Linked DNA regions of Homo sapiens: regions 2 and 3 are each linked to region 1. A link is a contact called in ENCODE Hi-C or POLR2A ChIA-PET data. All regions are on one chromosome and are shown on one strand. Each heading gives the region's core, a stretch centred on a gene start or an enhancer-like site at or near the end of the contact. The rest is flanking DNA. Distances are from core to core; before and after follow the strand shown.

The links. Hi-C counts contacts between places; a loop is a spot of excess contacts on that map. ChIA-PET counts read pairs that join two places held with the same protein, here RNA polymerase II (POLR2A). Pooled maps may share reads with other maps.
Region 2: a loop to region 1 is called in a map with no recorded cell type, with 2.3 times the contacts of the local background. The contact joins the promoter of PCED1B-AS1 here to the enhancer-like site in region 1. A Hi-C loop is called at or near these places in 2 of 37 single-sample maps with no recorded cell type and 2 of 50 pooled maps. POLR2A ChIA-PET finds 5 or more read pairs at or near these places in 1 of 52 experiments (activated B cell).
Region 3: a loop to region 1 is called in a map of body of pancreas, with 3 times the contacts of the local background. The contact joins two enhancer-like sites. A Hi-C loop is called at or near these places in 1 of 168 maps with a recorded cell type or tissue (body of pancreas) and 4 of 50 pooled maps. POLR2A ChIA-PET finds 5 or more read pairs at or near these places in 1 of 52 experiments (CD4-positive, alpha-beta T cell).

Annotation. Positions count from the first base shown.
Region 1 is chr12:47,650,680-47,655,324 of GRCh38, forward strand. No RefSeq gene overlaps it. Among named protein-coding and RNA genes, the nearest start is that of RPAP3, 53 kb to the right of the region's middle. Within about 2 kb of position 1,986, at least 4 of the 41 ENCODE cell types and tissues checked have a DNase peak (open chromatin) inside an H3K27ac peak, as active enhancers do.
Region 2 is chr12:47,214,015-47,218,659 of GRCh38, forward strand. It overlaps PCED1B-AS1 (PCED1B antisense RNA 1), which reads right to left and starts at 2,429. Exons shown (of 3, transcript NR_026544.1): 1 at 2,370-2,429; 2 at 2,151-2,250. PCED1B (PC-esterase domain containing 1B) reads left to right here. Exons shown (of 4, transcript NM_138371.3): 3 at 2,208-2,675.
Region 3 is chr12:47,310,727-47,315,371 of GRCh38, forward strand. No RefSeq gene overlaps it. Among named protein-coding and RNA genes, the nearest start is that of LINC02416, 41 kb to the right of the region's middle. RefSeq lists an enhancer at 2,093-2,142. Within about 2 kb of position 2,210, at least 3 of the 41 ENCODE cell types and tissues checked have a DNase peak (open chromatin) inside an H3K27ac peak, as active enhancers do.

The DNA.
Region 1 (4,645 bases), core at 736-3,235:
AATGACTCACTGATGTTAGAAACTGAGAAGGGGAAGTAGAAGAAAAGCAGGTATCTCTGTAGGCCAGTAAAGCCGACCTGAATATTACACACAAACAGCATTGCCCACCATGTCCATGCACACACACACCCCCCTCTCTCAAGGAAGAACAGCCCTTTCTGCACATTCCTTTCTAAATGCATTTTTGTGACACCTCCTCTTCAAAATTTAGTCAATATTTAGCTTAAATCTAGGTCTCATGCACTGAAGTACTGAGGGGAGGAAAAATGCTGCCCACACACTCCCCCACAAGTCCCTAGAAAGACCTTGTGACACATTAGGAAGGGGGCTGTCCTTGATGTAGGAAGATGGGAGTTCTGACCTAGCCATAGTTAGGCACTGACTTTGAGGTATGCTCCCTGTCTGGACACTCCACCATGATTCCACAGCTTCCCTACGTGACCGTGGCCCAGGACTGTCAGGCTACAGGACAGAGTAAATCCAATGTCTCATAACAGGGCCCAAATAAGCACTGACATCCCTTCCTGTCTGCCAACTACTCAAGCCAACCACCACAGTGACTGGCACAGAGAAGGCCACCAGGACCTGTATGCTGGCTGAATGAACTTGCCGTAACAAACTGTCTGCCGTACTCCCTCCTTTCACTATATCCTCCTCCCAGGTTTCAATACTGAACAACATGATCAAAGATTACATCTTCATTTTTGCTATATGCACTAGAAGGAGACTTTTACAGATACTAAGCAGTCAAAATCTTTTTTTGTTTGAGACAGGGTCTCACTCTATTGCTCAGGCTGGAGTGCAGTGGTGCAATCTCAGCTCACTGCAACCTCTGCCTCCCAGGCTCAAGTGATTTTCGTGCCTCAGCCTTCGGAGTTGCTGGGAATACAGGCATGCACCACCATGCCCAGCTAATTTTCTGTATTTTAGTAGTGATGGGGTTTTGCCATGTTGCCCAGATTGGTCTCGAACTCCTGAGCTCAGGCAATCTGCCCGCCTTGGCCTCCCAAACTGCTAGGATTACAGGCGTGAGCCACCGCGCCTGGCCGAAAATCTTAAGAAATTAAAATTCACTTTCATTTTTATTCCTATCAGAATGCTTTCTGCCACATGCATACTGTTATTTTCTGAACATCCAGTAGGTGGTAGTAATACCGAAGAAATGCCAGCTGCCAGCCTGCCTTCTCCAGCCGCTGTGCTCTTGTGTTATCCTGACAGTGGCTCAGCAACCACTGCAGTGTACGAGGAAGAATATGAGCGTCTAAGTCAGACTAGCTTCTGCTTGACCCCCAGCTTCACAGGAAAACCTATTCTGCATGTTTCTAGGATTGAGATAATATATGCAAAACCCTTGGTAAAGTGCCTGCCACACAGTAGGATGTATATAAATATTAGCTAATATTAGTCTATTTGAACTGCCATGAACAAGGGAGTTCCACATGAGAAACAGAACATTATAACCCTATTCCTTTTTACATTCATTTGGTATTCAAAAAACATTTTGGGGAGGAACACTCTGAACACAATCCTATAAAAGGGAATTAAAATAATCCTCATTGATGATGAAAAGGTCTTTAAATGTTCAGACAAGTGCTTTCAGCCAAACTTAAGGCTTCATCTGGATACTTCATTCTCATTCTATACTGCCTGCATTCGTTCCTTTATCTAGCAAACATTTATTAACTTCATATTACGTGCTAAGTACTGTACTTTGGAGATCAACTCTTTAAAATACACTGCACATTTATAATCCCACTGATAGGCAGACCAATTCTAGTTTTCATGTCTCTTAGTTCAGGAGGCTATTTTAAGAATACCATACACTGGGTGGCTTAAACAAGAAACATTTATTTCTCACAGTTCTGGACACTGATAAGTCCATGATCAAGAAGCCAGCAGACCTGGTGTTTGGTGAGGGCCCTCTTCCTGGTTTGCAGATGGCTGTTGTCTCACTGTATCCTCACGTGGCAGAGGACAGAGACAGACAGAAAAAGAGCCAGAGAGAACGGGGGTGGGGTGGGGGAAGAAGCAGCTCTTTCCTGTTCCTTTTTAATAAGGGTAGTAATCCCAGCATGAGGGCTCCACCCTCATGGCCCAGTTACCTCCCAAAGGCCCCGTCTCCACATACCATCACAGTGGGGATTAGGATTTCAACATATGGATTTTGGGTAGGACACAACATTCAGTCTGTAGCACCACTGAATCCACACTCAATGGTTTGCAGTGCTAGGGGTTTACTCAGTAAAGTCCACATCATTACTGGATTCCATAAGAGGGGACCTGATAGAGGTTACTGGAAACAGCACAGAGTCTGAGTTATGTCATTATTGACATAACTTTGGGCATGTAATTTAACCTTTTCAGCTCTTTGTTTTCCTATCCAAGTAACAGCTGCTCTAAATATCTCACTGAACACAGTTGCAAGGGTCAAATAAGATAAACTGAAAATGTCAAGAAGGGTCAGGCATGGTGGCTCACCCCTGAAATCCCAGCACTTTGGGAGGCTGAGGCAGGCAGATCACCTGAGGTCAGAAGTTCGAGACCAGCCTGGCCAACATGGTAAAACCCCGTCTCTACTAAAAATACAAAAAATAGTTGGGCGTGGTGGTGCACACCTGTAATCCCAGCTACTCAGGAGGCTGAGACAGGAAAATTGCTTGAACCCAGGAGGCAGAGGTTGCAGTGAGCTGAGATTGTGCCACTGCACTCCAGGCCTGGCAATAGAGCAAGACTCTGTCTCAAAAAAAAAAAAAAAAAAAAAAAAAACAAGTCAAGAAAACTATACAGCTCAGAGCACTTTGTTGTGATAAAAGCTCATCTTCTATTGCTCTTACTGGGACAGAGTTCCAGAAGTATTCTAAATGGTATTGCAAATTCTGTTCTAGTACAGGATCGATGGTATGACGGAGTCATCTATTTTCGTGTATTTCCACTACTCTGGTTACAGAATGGTTTTAGTTTTCCTTTTATAATATCAAATTAATTTACAATCAAATTAATTTATAACTTTTGCCTGGTGTTCATGGACAATGCATGGCCACAACAGTCTCCAGCTTTACTCGCTTTTCATTCAGTGAACATTTAGCAAGTGCCTCCTCAGTGCTCTGCCCGGAGCCCACTGGTCTCCATCCCGAGGTGGCAGAAACTAACTGCAGCGACTCATTCCTCAAAGAGAACCAGCCAAGGATCAGAAGAACGTTTGATATATTTCAGTAACTTGTTAGTAGCGGAGAATATTTTATCATTGATGACAGTTTTATATGTTTTTTAATATTTCTTATGGCCTATGCTCAACCCTTATTAATCTGCTTGTTTCATCCTGATTTCATCGGTTTCATCCACCCAAAGGATGCCCCTAGTTTTATAAAACATTTTCCCCCACGATCAGCTTCAGGATCATCATGAATGTGTTCACTGGCTTGGGTGATCTGAAATGTCAATAAAGCAAGCTATAAGTGGTAGGTTAAAATAGACCCCAGGACTCAGGCATATCTTCCTCATTTACACTATTCTCTGAAGAGATAGTAAACCAATAGAAAGATTCTAGTGAGGCCCAAATATTTAGTTTTACCCATGTCAACTGCCTGAGTGCCTGCACTCTTTATCTTCTTTTCCTCTGACCTCTCACGTTGGTATTTCGACAGCATGAAGTTTAAATGCTGAAGTGTCACATAAAATTTAAGAATCTTTAAGAGACAAACCAAATAACAATTCTACCACTGTTCTCCATCCCAAGATCTCTCCTGAGTGAACAGGTCTGGGCTTTGATGTGCCATTCAAGAAAGGTGCCACAGCAATTCCCATCCTACTATTCTGCTATCCATCTGTATCTCTCAGAAGTTAAGATGGATCCTGTTAAGAGAAGCCATCAACCCTCCTCCACCTAAACCAGATCTGACCCATCCTTCTAGGCCTCCTCAGACCCCACCTCTTCCATGCCACCTTCCCTGTCTGTTCCCCAGACCACCACCTCCAGAATCATCAAACCCCTGATTGAGCCTTTCATCACTCACAGTCTTACTTCTTTGCAGTTATCAGCCCAGCACCAGTACTGCAAAAGCACAGTACTGATTCCATAAGCCACAAGGGAAATGTCTCCTACCTCCCATTTGACTGGCTGCTTGTGATCACAGAAGTCAAACACACTGAAGGAGGGTCTTCTACTTAGGTACACTACCCACATACCTGGATCCTGGGATAGGCATCCAGGATTGCAGATTCCAGGTGAACCCAAGGCCAAGCCCTCTGGAAGCCCCTGCAGTGTTAACCACAGCCTCCTCCAGAGCTGCATTCAGCAGGACACCAGAGCAGGGCTTCATACACACATAAACCTTGGGTCTGTTATTGTTGTTTGGTGTTTTGTCTATTATAAAATATAAATGGATATTCTAAATTTGTTTTAGTCTATTTGGGCTACAGTAACAAATTACCATAAACTGGGTAGCTTATAAATAACAAAAATTTATTTCTCACCATTCTAGAGAATGGGAAGTCAAACATCATGGCAGATTTGATGTCTAGTGAGGGTTAATAATCTTCTTGCTATAACCTCCCATGGGAGAAGGGACAAGGTAGCTCTCTGGGGCTTCTTTTTTTTTTAAATAAGGTCACTAATTCCATTCATGAGCGCTCTGACCTCATGACT
Region 2 (4,645 bases), core at 1,179-3,678, 440 kb before region 1:
TTTGCAATTCATTTATAGAATTGCTAGAACTAAATAATGGCAGATTTTTCAAAGTTATGTAATAGACTACTCTGGATTATAAAATACTAAAGCTATCAGTTGGGTTCTGCCTTGATTCTATTAAATTTCCCGGTAATGACTGTACTAAAACTCATGGGGAACTGCAAGATAACTTTATTGATGGCCATAGAGGATGAAAACAATGCATAAGGTATGGAATTAATTTTAAGCCACACACTGAATAGACAGTGATGTAAAGTAAAATGATATTTTTCAAGGAAAGACAATTATGTCACATTATAATCCAGTTTACATAAATAGCATACTATTAAAAAAAGCTAAGTCTTCAGAGCATGTAATTCAGGACTGTTGTGAAACCTCTTACTCTTGTTGGTTAGTTATTTTGTGCTGTAAGGGAGGGAAAATGGCTTCCTCCCTACTTCTAGGTTCTTTGGCTGGGATACAAATTAAATTGACATAAAACAGATTAACAGGAGAAAAAAACATTTTTGGCCAGGCTCGGTGGCTCATGCCTGTGATCCCAGCACTTTGGGAAGCTGAGGTGGGAGGATCACTTGAGCCCACGAGTTCAAGACCAGCCTGGGCAACATATTGAGACCAAATCTCAATTCAAAAAAAAAGAAAAGAAAAGGAAAAAACATTTTTAATTATATGCACACACACTGGAATCCCCCAGGTAATAAAAGTTGTCTGAGAGCAGGACTCTTCCTGATACAGATACTTTGACTAATGTAGATTTCTTTTATAAATATAAATTTATTTTACAAAAGGACAGCTTTTCAGAGATACTCTTGTGTCTGCAGTTGCTCAGAATAATCAGCTCGAAATATGCCAAATAACTATATTTTGGGGTGGCATATTTTTTATTTTTGAGATGGAGTCTCGCTGTTGCCCAGGCTGAGGTGCAGTGGCGCAATCTCGGCTTGCTGCAACCTACGCCTCCTGGGTTGAAGCGATTCTCCTGCCTCAGCCTCCCAAGGACCTGGGATTACGGGAACCTGGGGGTGGTATATTCTGATCTTCTGTAGTCATGCACTGGGACCTTCTGTAGTCATGCATTTTCTCTCTCTCTTTTTTTTCTGATTCATTATTTCCTTTTCTTTTTCATCTTGGTATTTGTAGGGAAAGTGATATTCCTCTCCCCGAAATCATATTATTCCAGACAAAAGAAAACAAATGCCTACACTTATCTAATCAATCAGAAGACCATCTCCCCCACCCTTTTTTTTTTTTTAAAGATGGAGTCTTGCTCTTGTCACCCTGACTGGAGTGCAATGGGACGATTTTGGCTCACTGCAACCTCCGCCTCCTGGGTTCAAGCGATTCTCCTGCCTCAGCCCCCCGAGTAGCTGGGATTACAGGGGCCCACCACCACGCCCAGCTAATTTTTGTATTTTCAGTAGAGACGGAGTTGCACCATGTTGGCCAGGCTGGTCTCGAACTCCTGACCTCAGGTGATCCACCCGCCTCGGCCTCCCAAAGTGCTGGGATTACAGGCATGAGCCACAGCGCCAGACGAACCATCTCCCTTTTAAGCACGCTGTCCCCTTGAGTTACCTGCTGGTTTCAAGTGGAACACTAAGGGAGGAAGCAGAAAGTTCTTATCTTGCTCTGCCACATACTGGATCTAGCTGAGGCTGGGGCTCAGGCCTGTGGTTTCCTGTAGTGTGGACTGAGCCATTTTTCCATCAAGACGTCAGTGGAGAGATGAAGTGAAAGGATTTAAAAGCGGTTTGTGGCCTGCCATGGTGGCTCACCCCTATAATCCCAGCACTTTGGGAGGCCAAGGCGGGTGGATCACCTGAGGTAAGGAGTTCGAGACCAGACTGGCCAACATGGTGAAACACCATCTCTACTAAAAATACAAAATCAGCCGGGTGTGGTGGTGGGTGCATGTAGTCACAGCTACTCGGAGCCTGAAGCAGGAGAATCGCTTGAACCTGGGAGGCAGAGGTTGCAATGAGCCGAGACCATGCCACTGCACTCCAGCCTGGGCAACAAGACCAAAACTCCGTCTCAAAAAAAATAAATAAATAAAAATAAAAGCGGTTTGTAAACTGTAACACCTTGCACAGAAACACAAGATTACTACTATTAAATATTATTTAGAAAAGTAGAGTTCTTCTTACCATTTCCCTGTTTCTTTCTTCTCACTTCCTCCTTTCCCCTTCTGACCATCTTTTCAGCCGTGAACATACCACACCAGCAAGAACAATAAGAGCCAAGGGTCTGAATTGTTTAATCAAAGGAAGAGTCAAAATAAGCTACACCCAGATTACTGAGAAAGGTGAAATGAAAACAAGCTCAAAACCAAATTCCAGGAAGATGCTGTCTTTGTATTGACTTACCATTTCATGTTTTCACACATGTCAAAGTCTTGAAGCTTCGGTCATTAGTCTTCCGCTTCCTAAAGCAAGAAACTAAATGCTGACTTGTGTCGTTTGCCCCAGATGCCACCGGAAATGTCATCTTCTCCCCAGACGCTGGCTTGCAAGCACAGCAGCACCCAGAGGCTAACCTATTTCCCCTATAGCCCAAGCTCTGAGATCTCCCGTCTGGTCACAATGATCTACAGGAGAGGAAGAAAGCTATCTAGGGACGAGATCTAGAATCAACTGAGAGAGATGCTTAAAAATCACCAGTTACTTTAATGAGTAAGTACTTTTCAGTTTTTCCATTTTATCTGAAACTTTAAGTTGGCATTTCTGACCAGCCTTTCTTGAGACCATCATTTTTTGGGCACTTACTGTAGACAGGAATCAGCACCCTAGCCTCCTTCAGCCCACCCCATGTAACACTAAAGAGACAACTGGTGCTTGGCAATAACAAAAATATTAGTGATTGATAAACTTGTAAATTTATTAAAATGGACAGTGAAAGAAAACAGCCAATTTAGTTGTGAACTGGAGAAGGGACGTGAGGCATCTGTTGTCTGCAATCTTGTATGTTGTGGTTGACCACAAAGGCTTGGCATCAGGTTTTACTTCCAGCACTACTTCTTATAAAATGGATGACCTTGGGCAGATTACTCAATCTTTTAGCCTTAATTTTTAAAAGTATAAAATGGAGAAAATTAGAATATGTAGTCCAGGTGCGGTGGCCCACACCCGTAATCCAAGCACTTTGGAAGGCTGAGGCAGGTGGATTATTTGAGTCTAAGTTCAAGACCAGCCTGGACAACATGATGAAACCCTGTCTCTAAAAAAAACTATAAAAATTAGCCAGGCATGGTGGCACAGGCCTGTAGTCCCAGCTACTAGGGAGGCTGAAGTGGGAGGATTGATTGAGCCTGCAGAGTTGCTGCAGTGAGCCATGATTTCGCCACTGAATTCCAACTTGGGCAACAGAGTGAGACAAGAAAGAAACAGAGAGAGAGAGAGAGACAGAGAAAGAAGAAAAAAAAAGAAAGAAAGAAAGAAAGAAAAAGAAAGAAAGAGAAAGAAAGAAAGAAAGAAAGAAAGAAAGAAAGAAAGAAAGAAAGAAGAAAGAGAAAGAGAGAAAAGAAAAGGAAAGAAAGAAAGAAAATAATTTCTTAGGTTGTTTTTGTTTTTGTTTTTTTGTGATGGAGTCTCACTCTGCTGCTCAGGCTGGAGTGCAGTGGTGCTATCTCTGCTCACCGCAACCTCCGCCTCCCAAGTTCAAGCAATTCTTGTGCCTCAGCCTCCCAAGTAGCTGGGATTACAGGCACGCGACACCACTCCCAGCTAATTTTTATATTTTTACTAGAGACAGGGTTTCACCATGTTGGCCAGGCTGATCTTGAACTCCAGACCTCAGGTGATCCGACCGTCTTGGCCTCCCAAAGTGTTGGGATTACAGGCATGAGCTACCGCGCCCTTCTTAGAGTTCTTAAGAAGAATAAAGAGATAAACTGGTAAAACATGTAAATACTTTTTGGAGGGTATGCTAAATAATGCCACTAAATAATTAATGTTGCTAAATAATAAGTTAAATGCTTCATTTAACTGGAAATCTCCCTTAACCACTAAGCCCACTTTCCAGATATGCTAAGGTGGCTCAGAATAACAATAGCAGCGAACATCTGTAGAGTTTACACAGCATTTCATTTGATTTCCACAATTAACTCTAAGGTAGGCAGTGCAGAGCTGTTGACTTATTTTTGGAGCTGGAGGAGAAGAGAGAAGCGAGAGCTCGGCTGGACACGGCAGCAGGGAGAAAAACCCCTAGGTCCGTTGTTGGCACTGAAGTGGGGAAAACCATGGCCTGGGGAAAGGCCTAATGTGAGAAGTTAGTCGGTGTGCATAGGCAGTATGACATTCATTTCACCAGCACAAGATTCTTGTTCCTCAGCTTCCTTAGTCCCTGGACCTTGCTTGTCCTTTCTTCCGCTCCAAGCCGTAGAGCTTGAAACTGGCAAGTCCTCAGTTGCACTGCCAACAGGCAAAGCAGTGGGAACTCAAGTTTCCAGAATCCTCTACAACATAGTGTGAGTAAAAGCCAAGGCAGAGACAGTGTCTTGCTCTGTCATCCAGGCTGGAGCGCAGTGGTGCCATCACGACTCACTGCAGCCACAAACTCCTGGGTGCAAGGTATCCTTCCACCTCAGCCTCCTCCTGAGTAGCTGGGACTACAGACATGCGCCACCACATCCTGATCATTTTTA
Region 3 (4,645 bases), core at 960-3,459, 340 kb before region 1:
GGAAATTTATAGCAATAAATGCCTATATCAAAAAGCAGAAAGAAATATAAAATTAAATATAAATAATTTTTATTCAAAAAAGTAGAAATACTTCAAATAAACATAAAGGAATTAGGAAAGCAAAAACAAAACAGACCCAAAATACACAGAAGGAAAGTAAAAAAGATCAGAGCAGAAATAAATGAACTTGAGACTAAAAAATACAGAATATCAAAGAAATAAAAAGTTGGTTTTTGGAAAAGATAAACAAAATCACAGTTTTAGTGGGTCAGGAATCAGGGCATGGCTTGACTGTGTCCTCCACTTCAGGGTCTCACAAGGATGCAATCAAGGTGTCAGCTGAGGTTAGACTGAGCAAGGATCCACTTCCAAGCTCAGGTAGTAGTTAACAAGATTCAGTAACTCATGGGATATTGGACTGAGGGCCTCAGTCTCTTGCTGGATATTGGTCTTGGACTGCCCTCTGCTCCTTGCCATGGGGCTTTCTCAACATGACCTTTGCTTTCTTAAAGTAAGCAAGAGGCCATGTGTGGTGGCTCATGCCTGTAATTCCAAAACTTTGGGAGGACAAAGTGAGAGGATCACTTGAGCCCAGGAGTTTGATACCAGCCTAAGTAACATAATGAGACTCTACAAAAAATAGAAAAAAATAGCCAGGGGCACACACCTGTGGTCCCAGCTACTTGGGAGGCTGAGGTGGAAGAATTGCTTGGGCCCAAGGGGTCAAGACTACAGTGAGCTGTGATCATGCCACTGCACTCCAGCCTGGACAAGAGATCAAGACCATCTCCCTCCCACTACCCAGAAAAGCTAGCAAGAGTGAGCATCTCCAAGCAAGATGGGGTACAATTTTATGTTGCACAATCGTATCCCATCAGCTTTGCCATATTCTACTGGTTAGAAGCAATTAACAAGTCTCACCCACACTCAAGGGGAGGGGATTTACACAAGACATGAATAGCATAAGGTGGGTGTATTAGTCTGTTCTTACACGGCTGTAAAGGATTGCCTAAGACTGGGAAATTTGTAAAGAAAAGATGTTTAATTGGCTCACAGTGCCACGGGCTGTACAAGAAGCAAGGCTGAAGAAGCTTCAGGAAACTTTCAATCATGGCAGAAGGTGAAGGGGAAACTGGCAAGTCTTACATGACAGGAGCAGGACAAAGAGAGAGCGGGGAGGTGCCACACAGTTTTAAACAACCAAATCTTGCAAGAAATCACTCACTATCATGAGAACAGCAAGGGGGTAATCCACCCCCACGATCCAATCACCTCCCACCTGGCCCCTTCTCCAACACTGAGGATTACAATTCAAGATGAGATTTGGGCAGGCCACAGACCCAAATCATACCAGTGGGCATCATGGGGGCCCTCTTAGACTCTGCTGCATGTTTCATTTCACGATTATTTAATATAATTTTTCATATAATAATTTGTCATATAAAGGAGGCAGATATTTAAAAATTGATCTGCTCAGGGTGTCAGATGCACTAGGTACACCACTGCCCTTTATCCTACTTAATTTTTGTCATAATACTTGCCTGATTTATTGTATATTTTCATTATTTTATATAACATTTAATATATTTATATATTTTATTAATATATAATGAACAATAAAAGTTTATTAATATATGTTCATATTTCATAGTCTATATTATTTAACATTTATTATATATTTTATGTGTTATTCACCTTGTATGTTTATTTGTTCATTGTCATCTCCGCCTTATAACCTCCTTAAGGGCAGGACTTTTTCTGGTGTGTTCACTATATTCAGCACCTAGAGCATTGGCTGGCACATTAGAAGAACTCAATAAATATTTGATGGCTAACTATGTGTAATGTTCAGAAGTGTTAATATAGGAGACTAGATTGTAAACTCCCCACGTATTTTAAAATCTCATAGATTTTTAAATTAGGTTTTATATGAACCACCCTCTAGCCTTTTAGTTTTCCCCTAGCTTTACCTCCTCATTTCTAAATTTGTTTGTATTTCTAACCCTGTACTTTGTCAATGTGATACTAAAATAGCTGAATATAAAGTGAGATTTTGGTAAATGACCCATGATTTTTTTTTTAGTAATACCAAATGACAGTCCATCATAGCCAGTCTGTCTTCTGGCAGCCCTGATTTCTGAACTTTGCACATATTGGAGATTATTTTGCTTCTTTCTACCTACAGAACATGTAGGGGCCTGGGGATGTGGCAAGAATCTCACACCTCTTGGAAAGAGGAAGTGAAATTGGCCTTTTGCAACTTCATTTTAATAAAGGGCCTGAGTTAAAGTCTAATCCCAGCCGGCTGAGCCAGTGATAATGTAAGAGTGTGTGTGTGTGTGTGTGTGTGACCATTTTCCTTGGAGAATCCTGCTTCTTAGACTATAATCCTAGATATTATAAATGAATAAATAAATAAAGAACCATGAAACTCTGGTTGGCAGCGCAGGTTAATGATCTGATTGTGGCAAGAGAGGACCTTGAGTCTTATCAATTTTGTATGTTTGTACTGGGGGAGCTTGTAGGGAGGATAGGGTTGCAGCAAGTACTTGTGGAATATTGATGGATATTCAAGGCAAATATAGACCCAGGAATTATGAAGTAAGCACTTACAGGAATCCAAAAGCCCATAAATTAATGGACATCTCCAAAGCATTGTAATACCTTGATAGTATAAGAATCGTGCTCTCTAATAACTTAAAACATGGCCTTATTTTTGAAATCAAAACCTTCAGCATAAACACATGTCCCTTTTGTGCTTACATACCTTATGGCTGCCATTAGCTACAGCTCTTTATACATGGGGCACTGTATATTATTATTAAAACCATCCAGCAAAAAATGATCTCCTGTTGCAACTTTGAATGTACTTAGTGAAATAACTTTCCAGACCTCATAGAGCATTTGGAAATATTTTCCTTATATACAGAACTCTAACTACTAAGTACCATTCTTTCCCAAGGTCTTCAGAGTTCTTTTTTCTTTTCTTTTCTTTCTTCCTTTTTTTTTTTCTTTTTTGAGACAAGGTCTTGCTGCATCACCCAGGCTGGAGGGCAGTGGCATGACCATGACTCACTGCAGCCTCAACCTCCCAGGCTCAAGCAATCCTCCTGCCTTAGGCCTCCCAAGTAGCTGGGACTACAGGCGCATGCCACCACGCCTGGCTAGCTTTTTAATTTTTTTGTAGAGATGGTGTCTCACTATGTTACCCAGGCGGACAGAGTTCTTATTTCTAGGAATAATAACATGAATATTTACTCATTCATTAAAAGAGAAAGGTTTTACGCTTAATACTTTCGTTGTTCTGTTTTTTCTTAAGGTCAGCACCAGAGCTACTTAATAAATAATTGTGCTGTCCTGAAACCACTTTGGGGTAACTCAGCAGAGAACCCAGGCTGCCAACCCAGGGCAATATGAGTACAGTTCCTTCAGGCTGGGAGGGATCCTGGGCTTGTGGCCACCCTAGGGGCTGCATATTGTTGACTCAGGGAGAGCCATGCCTGCCTAAGGGTAGAAAGGGAAAGCCTGTAGCAAGCAGGAAGAGTTGATAGGTACTAAGATGGAGAACATTCATAATATAAAACCATTGTAACCACTTTTAAGTGCACAATTCAGTGACATTAAGTACATTCAAAATGTATGCAACCATTACCACTATCCATTTCCGGGACTCTTCCATCATTCCAAACTCCGTGCTCATTATACAGTAACTTTCCATTCACCCTGTCCCTCAGTCCCCGGTAACCTCTATCAAACTTTCTATCTCTATGAACTTGTCTATTCTAGGTACCCCATATAAGTGGAACCATATATTTGTCCCTTCTTGCCTGGCTTATTTCACTTAGCATGATGTTTTCAAGGTTCATCCATGTTATAGCACATGTCTGACTATTCATCATTTTAAAAATTCATCATTTTTAAGGATGAATATTTACATGACATTTTGTTTATCCATTCATCTGTCAAAGAGCAGTGAGGTTGTTTCCCATCTTTTGCCTACGGTGAGTAATGCTGCTATCAACACTGATGTTCAAGTATCTATTAAAATCTCTGTTTTCATTCTTTTGGGTGTATACCTAGGCAGATGAGGGTTTTGTTTTTGTTTTTGACCATCAGAGTTCCAACTGGTGCTACTTTTCCTTTTAAATACATTCTAGGTCTATTTGAGTTTTTTGTTTGTTTGTTTGTTTTTGTTTTGTTTTGTTTTGGGGGACAGGGTCTTCTTGCTGTGTCACCCAGACTGGAGTGCAGTGACACAGTGACATGATCACTGCAGCCTCAACCTCCCAGGCTCAAGTAATCCTCCCAACTCAACCTCCTGAGTAGCTGGGACTACAGGCATGAGCCACCGTGCCCAGTTGAGTTTTTAAAAAATTTTTGTAGAGAAGTGGTCTCCCTGTGTTGCCCAGGCTTCTATTTGTTACATAGTCATAACATCTTCCTACACCTTTTTTTCTGTCCCAAATAAGAATTACAGTGTGTTCATCAACTGGAGAAACAACTTCCCTATCTGGGTTTTCACCCAGAACTGCTCAGGTCCTCACAGCATCTGACAACAGCCAGTAGTTGAGTGTCTCTGCTTTCAAGAATTTCAAGGGTCAGGACCTCAGCCTGGGATTGGACCCCAAAAGTAAAGTAAACCATA